Linked DNA regions of Mus musculus: region 2 is linked to region 1. Evidence: chromatin loops called from intact Hi-C (ENCODE). Cell type or tissue: left cerebral cortex. All regions are shown on one strand. Links, peaks and the distances in the headings refer to the core of each region. The heading gives the core; the rest is flanking DNA.

Evidence for each region. Hi-C counts contacts between places; a loop is a spot of excess contacts. Peaks named below come from ENCODE experiments on the same cell type or tissue, not always from the same donor. Only the 100,000 strongest peaks of a DNase experiment are listed, where the experiment ranks them.
Region 2: it touches region 1 in a loop (2.2-fold over the local background); 2 of 42 quality-filtered maps call a loop at or near these places.

The regions. Positions count from the first base shown.
Region 1 is chr8:84,183,803-84,189,167 of GRCm38, reverse strand. No RefSeq gene overlaps it. Among named protein-coding and RNA genes, the nearest start is that of Mir181c, 7.5 kb to the right of the region's middle. In left cerebral cortex, for the core only: CTCF peaks have their summits at 1,616 (motif pointing left) and 2,535 (motif pointing left); DNase peaks (open chromatin) are centred at 1,619, 2,518, 4,880 and 5,009; H3K4me3 peaks cover 1,263 bases; H3K27ac peaks cover 1,138 bases.
Region 2 is chr8:84,007,559-84,012,923 of GRCm38, reverse strand. It overlaps Misp3 (MISP family member 3), which reads left to right and starts at 1,204. Exons shown (of 3, transcript NM_001291292.1): 1 at 1,204-1,783; 2 at 2,152-2,213; 3 at 2,432-2,696. The coding sequence starts at 1,240. The coding sequence ends at 2,446. Mir1199 (microRNA 1199) reads left to right here and starts at 1,291; the gene lies at 1,291-1,409. In left cerebral cortex, for the core only: CTCF peaks have their summits at 1,476, 2,901 (motif pointing left) and 4,317; DNase peaks (open chromatin) are centred at 1,499 and 2,882; H3K4me3 peaks cover 1,503 bases.

The DNA.
Region 1 (5,365 bases), core at 118-5,117:
GATATCGCAATGCACCTGTCTAAAAAAGTAAAAGCTGGCTGACAAGAAGGCTCAGAGGGTAAGGTCATTTGCCTGATAGCTTGTGTTATCCCCAACACCTAGAAGATGGAAAGAGACCTCTAAAGCTGTCCACCCTCCGCAGCCCCGCTCTCTCAGCCCTGTGCTCACAGCCACAGTCCCTCCTTGGCTGCTCAGTCCTCCAGTCTCATTCCCACACTTCCTTGTGCCCTGAGAGCTCTCAGAGCAGCAAACTTCACAGAACTATGTGCTGCGTGCCTGCCTCTGTCCCAGCGATGCGGGCAAGTTTCATGTTTGTTCTGTTACCTGGAGATTACGGATCGTGAGGGCTCAGCAAAAGCTCTTAATGGTACACAGCTATGAGGGCCATAGTTCTTGCCCTGAAGGGTCCGGGCTCCAGCTCAACGGTAGAGCTGCCTAGCATGCATGAGGCCAAGGTTCAATCCCTAGTCACGAAAAATAAAACAAAAGCAAATGCAAACTCTTGACTTGGAGTAGATGATACATGAGCACAGCAGACAAGAGAGGAGGAAGCCTGGGCTACTTCAGACAGCAGGTTGGAAGTGGAAAAGAATGAAGAGGGGAAAGGAGGAAAAAGAAAAAAGGTAGAAAAGGAAAGAGGTGGGAAGGAAGGGGAAGAGATGAGACAAGACTGTCTTTTTTTCCTAAAGATTTATTTATTTATTGTATGTGAGTGCACTGTAGCTGTACAGATCGATGGTTGTGAGCTTTCATGTGGTTGTTGGGAATTAAATTTTAGGACCTCTGCTTGCTCTGGTTGACCCCGCTCGCTGTAGCTGACTTCAGACAAACTAGAAGAAGGCATCAGATCTCATTATGGGTGGTCGTGAGCCACCATGTGGTTGCTGGGATTTGAACTCAGGACCTTCAGAAGAGCAGTCAGTGCTCTTACCCGCCCAAGACTGTCCTTAAAGAGCTCACATAAGCACTCATATAAAAAGGAGACTTGGGCTGATGAGAGAAGGCTCGGTAGGTTAAAAAGCACTTGGCACCATGACTGATGTCCCGAGTTCCATCTTCAGAGGAAGGAGAGAAGTGACTCTTGCAAGGTGTCCTCTGAACACATACATATGTGAGAAAAATGTTTGAAAAGTCTCACCATGTAACCTTGGCTTGCCTAGAACTTGCTTGCTATGTGACTAGGCTGGCTTCAAACTCGAGGCTCATTTTGTCTTTGTCTCCAGAGTGCCAGAATTAAAGGAAATTGTAGAAAAGTCACAACAGCCATGTTTGTAGCACAAGTGTGTGATCCCATCTTGGGGAAGTGGAGACAAAAGGACCTCTGGGGCTCTCAGGAAAGCCTAACAGGGGCCCCAGGTTTTACTGTGCTCAAAAGCAAACTAGTGGTAGATGTGGTACAAGCCTTCAGTCCCAGCACTAGAGGTATACAGACCCCTGGCAGAAGGAACGAACAACTTATGCCCAGGCCCTGTTCAGCTTAAGGCCTGACAGCAGGACAGAGGGAGATGTGGGCTATGGAGAAAGTGAGGGCCAGCAGGGTCAGGGGAACAATATGTGGCCTTGTGCAAGTCATTGCCTTTAGTTCTGAGGAGCAGTTTTGGGTGGGCCAAGCGCCCTCTGGTGGTCATGAGAGAACAGCCGGAGAGGGCGAGAAGAACAGGCAGGTATCAAAGTACTTTGTCCAAGAGAGATGGTATGAGGCACACGGTGAGAGCTCTAGAAAGAAGCAAGATTCGAGATGCATACACAGGAACAGAAAACCTAACTTGAAAATTCGCTGCACCTTTCTAAAGGTTTTGGTCTCCGCAGCTGGGAGCATGGTGCTGGCTTTACTGCAGACAGCACAGGTGGCAGAAGCTGGCTCGAGACTCTATGGCCAGCATCCTTCTAGCCCTACGTGTCTCCGCCGGAGCCTCACAGGGGTGCAGAGAAAACAGCCCCGTACTTCCTGGATGTTTTCTAAGTGTGCGAGCCGCATGCTTTTGAGCACCCGTGAGCGACGCCCAATGCTGCCGACTCAGGGACTCTGGGATGCCGAAGCCCAGGGCAGTCACATCTGGGTCCCCAAGGAGACCCAAAGGCTGGGATGCCGCAGGACATTATCGGGAAGAACGGGAGCCTTCTCGACGGTGACCCAGACACGGGCTTGCCTTGCTGCTCCCTTTCTATCCTGAGCTCCTAAGGCGATGACAACCGGAACGTAGACTGGTCCCTGACTAGCAGTCAGAGATTCTCTCTCCGAACATTAACCGGTTCCGGAATGCATAGGCGCCTGCCTAGGTCCCCTGAATACACTACAGGAAGAGAAAGCAGACATCCGGAGAGAGGCCTTAGAGTGAGTCTGGAGCAGACTTAACTTCTAGGAATGGGGTGGGGTTATTTCGGAAGAGCCTTTTCATCGTTTTAGCGCTGGAGGGTAGGGGGCACTTCCCAGGCTACGCAGGAGGTCGAGGCAGAGTCCTTATTTGCAGTGGGAGGGAAAGCTGACTGAAGGGCATCCTGACCCAAAAACAGAGCGCTGGAGTCTGCTGCCCCCTACAGGACACTAAGCAGGCAGGAAACCCCAACCTCGAAAAGGACAGACTCCTTGGCTGCTGTGACAGTATTGCCTAGGGCAAAAGGCTTGCCTCTCTGAGACTCAGTGGTCCACCTGTGAATAGGACAATATCCCCTTAACTGACTTTGCTGGTTTGACTCTGACATGCCAGTCTTTGTAGCTCTGAGGGAGAGTCCAAAAGAAAGTTGAGGAACCTGTCCAAGGGTTGTCTCTCCAAACAGACATACAGAGTGAGTAAATGGGCGAGGAATGAACAGGCACCATGTATTCCAAAGCCATACTCCCAGGCTGAGCATGGCAGCGATGCCTGTAATCCCAGCACTTGGGAAGTGGAGGCAGATCAGAGATTCAAGGTCAATCTTGACTTTGTGGAGGGGTGTAGGAAAAAGACACATTGAGGCATTAACAACGCTGACTTCATCTATGAAGGCCCAATTACTATTACCTGTTTTGTTTTAAGATTTATTTATTTTGCCGGACGTGGTGGAGCACACCTTTAATCCCAGCACTCAGGAGGCAGAGGCAGGTGGATTTCTGAGTTCGAGGCCAGCCTGGTCTACAGAGTGAGCTCCAGGACAGCCAGGGCTACACAGAGAAACCCTGTCTCGAAAAACCAAAAAATAAATACATAAATAATTTAAAATAAAAAATAAAATAAATAAATCTTTTTTTTTTTTTTTTTGGTTTTTTCGAGACAGGGTTTCTCTGTATAGCCCTGGCTGTCCTGGAGCTCTCTGTAGACCAGGCTGGCCTCGAACTCAGAAATCCACCTGCCTCTGCCTCCCGAGTGCTGGGATTAAAGGCTTGCACCACCACGCCCGGCTGATTTATTTATTTTAAAGAGTTATTATGTATACAGTGTTCTGCCTGCATTTATGCCTGCAAGGCAGAAGAGGGCACCAGATCACATTATAGATGGTTGTGAGCTACCATGTGGTTGCTGGGAATTGAACTCAGGACCTCTGGAAGAACAGCCAGTGCTCTTAACCTCTGAGCCATCTCTATAGCCCCAGCATTTTGTTTCATTGTTTTGTTTTTGTTAGGACAGGATTTCTCTGTGAAGCTCTGGCTATTCTAGAACTCACTCTGTAGACCAGGCTGGCCTCAGAACTCAGAGATCCCCCTGCCTCTCCAGTGCTGGGACTAAAGGCGTGCGCCACAACCCAGCTGGTGTTCCTGTTTTTTATTTTCTTTGAGACTGAGTTTCATGTAGCTCAGGCTGGCCTCAAGTTCTTTGTAGGCAATGCTGACCTTGATCGGATGCTCGTACCTCTATTTCCAGAGTGCTGCACCACCTTGCTTCTTTTGTGCTGTGCTAGGATGGAACCCAGGGCTTTCTGCATGCTGGCTTAGCACTCCACCAACTTGAGCCGCACCCTCAACCCCCAAATTACAATGCACTCCCATTTATTTCCTCGCATACGCCTTACTCTGAACCCCAGAGAATTTTCCTGGGCCAGTGGAGACTTGTCTAAGTAGGAGGATGTCTGGAAGCCTATCAAGGAGAAACTGAGGCAGGAATGCAGTAAGGAGTTAAAGGAAGGCAGGCAGCCGACAGGAATCCCAGCGCTGCAGGCCCACAAAGGTAACAGCCTGGGTTTGAGGGGGGCTAAAGTCTTCAGCCCCCGGACTTGAGAAGGGCAAACATACATGCAGTATAATGTTGGCTCAGCCCCAGGCTGGTTTGACCTTCCTCTCAACTGAGCCTGTGCAGGACTGGGTATGTTTGGGAGCACTTGGAGGTCTGTGTGAAGATTCCAGAGCCGCTCAGCAGTGCTCTCTTCCTGTGGTGCTCAGGGTAGCTGCCACTTTGGGGTTCTGCATATGCATCTCTGACAGATCTGGAGTCCTCTTACCCCTGTGTGTGCCCATCCCAGGAAGAGCTTGTACAAGACCATATGTGCATGTGTGTGTGTGTGTGAGAGAGAATGTGTGTGTGAGTGTGAGAAAGTGTCTGTGTGTTTCTGTGTGTGTGTGTGCTCCAACTTCCAAGAAGCAAGTGTTAGGTGCCTGCCTACCTTGTGGTCCTGCTTCTCTCTGTAACCATGTAAGGCTGAGGTGTGTATTTGTGTACCCATTAGTTGTGAGTGGCGGAGACTGTGTCTGTTGGACCCTGTGGACATGTTTTGTTTTTTTGTTTGTTTTGAGACAGAACCTATAGCTCTGGCTTGTCTCAAACTCACTCCTTAGTCCAGGCTGGCTTAGAATCGCGGTACTCCCGCTTCAGGCTCCTGAGTCCAGCATTACCAGTGTGGACGGGCTCACCAGCTGTGTTCTGTACATCTTAGGTTTTTCCGAAAATCTTCGGGTTTTCCTAGGCTATGCCTGGGTTGTGTGTACATGGTGGGGTGTGATCTGTGAACCTGGGCTCTGGCTAGGTATATTCAGTTCTAAGAACATTCCGTGCTGTCCCTCAAAGAGGCGTCTGCCGCTCCCAGGTGTCCCTACGTGTGTGGCCGCCACCCCCTTCGTCCGGCGGGTGTACGCCCCAAGGCCCCCCTCGCACCTTCCCTGTCTGTGGCCCGCGTGCCTTTGTGCGCGCGTGCTCCCGCCGAGCCAGAAGGGCTGCATGCATCCCAGGTCCCTGCCCGCGCCCCGAGTCCCCCTCGAGCTGCAGCGTGGAGTACGAGGGCTTGCAGGCGGCCCGGGGCGCGCACGGCCGCAGCTGGACCCACCGGCCGGTGCCGCGCGGGGGCCTCGGGGGCGCGGGCGCGTGGCCGCGGGTTCGAACCGCTCGGTCCCTTCCCGCGCGAGCGGCCGGGTGGGCTCCCGGACCCTGGCGGAGCGGAGGGCGCTGCGGCGGCGGAG
Region 2 (5,365 bases), core at 252-5,251, 180 kb after region 1:
GTCCAAGCTGACCGCCTTCCAGCCACAATTGCTCGGCTGAGGCCCGGAAGTCCTGTAATGTCTGTGCCCTCAAACACCGCTCATTCTAGCTGGACACTTGGCTGCCAATGCCTTGCGGGCTTTTCTGGAAGGTGGGGGTGGGGAATCTGCCCCAGGGTTTTGAGTGGCGGCAGCGCCGCTGCAAACCAGACAGAGCTGAGCAGCCCCGGGTAGCAGCAGCACCCAGTGCGGCGGCCCCGGGCGACCCTCGGGCTGGACTCGAGCTGTGTTGCCTCAGCGATCAGTGTGCAGAGAAGGCCCGGAGATCACGGGATAGGGGGCGGGGGGAAGGAGAGTGGTGTCGCTGGCCGCAGGCTGGCACTTGCTGACCTAGACTAGTGAGGTCAGCGAAAGACGACCGGGGAAACACTCTGTAAGGAGGCCGTGGTTCAGCGATCAGCGCGGCGCTCCGCTAGAGGTCAGGTCTCCGGAAAGTGATGAAAAAAAAAAAAAAAAAAAAAAAAGACCCCAGAATGCCAGCGTGGTACCAGAGGGAAAGGGCGACACATACCCCCTGGGTAGTGAGTTCAGGGAAGCCCTTTCCGAAGAAGCCACCCCTTCAGTCAACCCGTGTGTTCAGGTGGCGGGAATCCGGAGAGCAGTGGAGGCGCCCTGGCCCATAGGGCGGGTCCAGGGCCACTCGAATCCAGCTGGCAGGTGACGGGGGCGGTGCCCAGTCCTGCCCCCAGGGGATGTTCCTGGAGGCCAGAGGCGGGTCAAAGAAGAGTGCTGGCGACGCCTATGAACCTCGGGCGGCGGCTGTAACTACAGGTACTGCACAGGGCACCGTGTCCTACCTATTTGGGCATCTCAATTCGGCTCTGAGAACTAAAATTTTCAAAGGGCGCCTAACTCCAAACATCCATGTCCTCGGGTGTCCGAGAGTGGAGTCCTGGGGTCGCCTGAAGGCTACGTGTTCCGGGAGCCGCAGAGCCAGGGCACCGAGGGCTGCTGGGGGAGGCAGTGAGGTCCTGGAAACCTCTGGAGAGGAGCACTTGCAGACTCTGGAGCCAGAGAGCCAGGTCCCGCAGGTGCCAGTTGAGCACCGGACCGAGCGCCCGGGCGGTCCACAGCTGGGCCGCCTGGCACTAGTATAACGGAGGTACTGGGGCAGTTGTGCCCCTGTCTCGGCTCAGAGGCCTCCAGGTGTGTTTTCTACCGAAGCCCGCGGCATCCAAACCGGCGCCGGCGGAATTGCAGATGGAGACGCCCATCCAGCGCGAAATCCGCCGCAGCTGCGAGCGGGAGGAAAGCCTGCGCCGGAGCCGGGGTCTGAGTCCCGGTCGCGCGGGCGAGGAACTCATTGAGTTGCGCGTGCGGCCGGTGCTCAGTCGGCCCGGCTCCGGTACTCCGCTGCCGCGCGCCCTGGAGCGCGCTCGGGCGGGCGCGAAGATGCAACGGGACATCGAACGCGAGGCTCACAGGCAGGCGGCGCTGGCGAGCCCCGCGGTTCCGGAGCCTAGCGCCCGGCGGCGGCCGCAGCCGCTGGACGAACTCAAGCGCTTCTTTGAGGCTGCGGCGGAGGACGGCGCTGGCTTGCAGAGGCAGCCAGAGACCGGAGGCCGGCTGCACCCCGCCGTTCAGGACGGCTGTCCGGTACTGGGGCAGTTGCCACCGCTCGTTGCCCCGTCACTGCTGGAGCAGGAGGTGCGACGAGTGCGCGAGCGCGAGCGGGAGCTGCAGTTGCAGCGGCGCAGCATCTACGGCGACGCCGAGGTCCAGGAGCCAGCGCCGAGCCTCACCCGTAAGCGGTCCCCCTGGGCCCTAGAGCTCCAGCTGTCTCCACCTCCAGTGATCATTCATCTGTAGGCTTGCAGACCCTTAACTATTCTCCTGGGGGTTCACCTTCTTTTCTTCACTCCCACTCCTGGAGTGAGGATCCCCACATCCATCAGACCTTGGAACCTTGACTTCTGGCGTTCTCGGGTCCTCTGTAGTACTCGGGTGCCTCTCTACATTGAGTTTGCCTCATTCCTGTTCCTGGGTCCTCAGAACTGGGTGGAGGCCTTCATGGGGAAGAGGGGTGCACACCTGTATGTATATAAGGGGTGCGGCCATCCTCCAGCTGGCAAGAGGAGGGGCAGTCGCGGCTGAGTGTTCCTTCCCCCACAGCGAGCAGGGGAGATGGAAAATTGTCGGTGATCTGGCCTCCGCGGAGACGGGCCTCTGAGAAGGTGGGAGACTCCCTTTCCGATGCTTGTCGGTCTCCCAGCCCTCCCTGCAGCACCTGGGCACTGGGGTGGAGGGAGAAGGTGCCTCTTGGTCCCCTGGAGCGCCACTCTAACCCAAACTCAAAAGTCCTAGACGCGATCCAGAGAGTGAAGAGGAGGTGGAGGCCTAGAGGCCAAACTTCTCCCTGAGGGTGTTCTTTCTCTTCCCCTTTTCCTTCTAGGAGCGCAGACCCTGAGGTCTATGAAGGTTGGGACCTGCGGACAGAAGTAACATACCCTTTGGAGAACCAGGGTAGGGTTACTCTCCAGATCAGCAGAAGGCCTAGAGAGGGAAGGGCTAGCTTTCTTTAATGGCAACTTGAAATCCAGCCCATCTTTGATACTGACTATGGAATTAACCACCTTTCTCCATAAAATTCTCTAGTCTTCCTTGGAAACCCTGCAAAACCTATGAGTGAAACATAAAATAAACTCCTCCTCCCTTTACCTGGGCTTCAGTGCAAGCTATTTTCTACTGGGTCCTCCTTAGTCTGGGTGGGCGGAGGCTGGCAGGTGAAGAACGTTTGGAAAAGCCACCCAAGGATCCCGCCGGAATGTTGGAATTCAAAACGCGCTCTGGTCTCCTTGTTCTGGACTGACTGCGGACCCGGGCTTGGAGGCCAGGGCCCTACTGCCCCCTGGTGGTGAGAACGCAAAATGTTGCTCACCGGCCCACAGACTCCACTCTGGTATCCAGATGTCAGTTTTTATAGGCACCAAAACCATTCTGTGTTCAGGGAGCTGCTAGACCGAGGTGCTATGAAGTTGTATTTCCTGCTCTAGGGATATAAACAATAGTGTAAACATACTAGGGGTGGCTGGAGGGATGGTTTAGGGTAAGGAGTGCTTGCTATTCTTGCAAATGACCCGAGTTCAGTTCCGGGCATCTACATGGGAGGCTCACAACTGCTTATGTCCAGGAGAGCCATTGTCCACTTCTCTCCTCCAGGAAAATCTCAACATACATGGCACCCATTCGCACAAAATGCACACATATTCACATAAATTGAAATAAGGATAATTTTAAAAAAAGAAATACCAATGGTGGTGTTGAAGGATCAAGGACCTGGCAAGTGTTCTGGTGACCATCTTTGCTTGTTTCTTTTAAAACCGTGGCTTAAAAAAAAAAAAAAAAAGATAGAAAAAAGGCCGGGCGTGGTGGCGCACGCCTTTAATCCCAGCACTCGGGAGGCAGAGGCAGGTGGATTTCTGAGTTCGAGGCCAGCCTGGTCTACAAAGTGAGTTCCAGAACAGCCAGGGCTATAAAGAGAAACCCTGTCTCGAAAAACCAAAAAAAAAAAAAAAAAAAGATAAAACCGTGGCTTCGTATATCCCATATTGGCCTGAAATTCCCTTTGTGGTCGAGGGTGACCTAGAAAGTTTTAAAAGATTTATTTTTTGTATTCATGCTGTATGTATAAGTGTTTTGTTGGCTTGTATGTGTGTGTGTGCCTGTGTGTATGTGTGTGTGCCTGTGTGTATATGTGTGTGCCTATGTGTATGTGTGGGCCTGCAGAGGTGAGAAGAGAGTCAGATCCCTTGGAACTAGAGTTCCATGTGAGTGCTGAGAACTGAACCATGATCCTCCTAAAGTACTCTTAGCTGCCAAGCAACCTCTCTTTATTTTTAATTATAGGTGTGTGTTTGTTGGGGTATGTACATGAGAGTGCAGATATACAGATGCCCTCAGAGTCCAGAGAGACTGTTAGATCCCCCTAGAGCTGGAGCTACAGACAGCTGTGAACTACCAGAGATGGTGTTGGGAACTGGACCCAGGTCCTCTGCAATGGCTCTTAACCACTGAGCCATCTCTCCAGCCCCTGGAGCTGTTACTGAAACAGACAGTTCAGGACTGAAGAACTGACTCGGAAGTTAAGAGTGTCTGCCATGCTATGAAGATAGCACACGCTTTAATCCCAGCACTAAGGAGGCAGAGAAACAGGTGGATTTGAGTTCAAGGCCAGCCTGGTCTACTGAGCCGGTTCCAGTACAGCCAGGAAACTGAGAAACTCTTGGAAAACAGATGCTGCCCACCCAGATCCAGCTTTAGTTCCCAGCACATAACGCTGGGTGGCGCATACCTCCCATAGCGCCAGCTCCTAGAGGTCAGATAGCTGCTGGACGTCTCTGGCACCCTGGAATACACAGGCGAATACCTGAATACCCAGACTGTCCTGGAACCAGCCTGACCTTGAACTCACAGAGATCCTCTTGCCTCTATCTCCTGAGTGCTGGGATTTCTTTGTTTTGTTTTGAAGACAGGGTTTCTTTGTGTAGCCCTGACTGTTCTGGAATTTGCTCTACGTGTAGACCAGGCTGACTTCAAGGCCCACCTGCCTCTGCCTCCCGAGTACTGAGACTAAAGGCATGTACCACCATGGCCTAGCCACATACATAATTTTTTTTAAAGATTTATTTATTTATTATATGTAAGTACACTGTAGCTGTCCTCAGATACTCCAGAAGAGGGCATCAGATTTCATTACAGATGGTTGTGAGCCACCATGTGGTTGCTGGGATTTGAACTCAGGACCTTCGGAAGAGCAGTCAGTGCTCTTAACCACTGAGCCATCTCACCAGCCCCCACATAATTTTTAAAAATAAAAAATCCTTTAATTAAACAAACAAAAATGTGAGCACTTCCCTGGCAAGTGCAAGGCTCTGCGTTTGAGCCAAAACCAAACTACCAACCTTTACTATTTAGCAAGCTCTTTCCCCTTCTAACATCTTTTGAGACAGAGACTCACTGGGTTGCCATGGCTAGCTGTGTGGATCAGGATGGCTTTGAACCTGAAACTTCCTGCTTTTGCTTCCTGTGTGTTGGAACTGCAGGCCAGGTTTAGAAAAAAAAAAAAAAAAACTTTAAAAATGATTCAAGTGGGACTAGGCATGGCCACATATTTACCTGTCAACTCAGCACTTAGGAGGTGGAGACAGGCAGATTTCTTAAGTTCAAGGCCAGACTGTTCTACATAGTAAGATCTGTGGTGTGGTGTGTGTGTGTGGGGGGGGTGGGGGGTGGAGGGGGGTGGCAGTGGCCAGTCACGGACACACTGCAAGCAATGCTTCATTCCTGCTAAAAACACTAAACTGTCTGGAAAACTGTGTTTCTCACA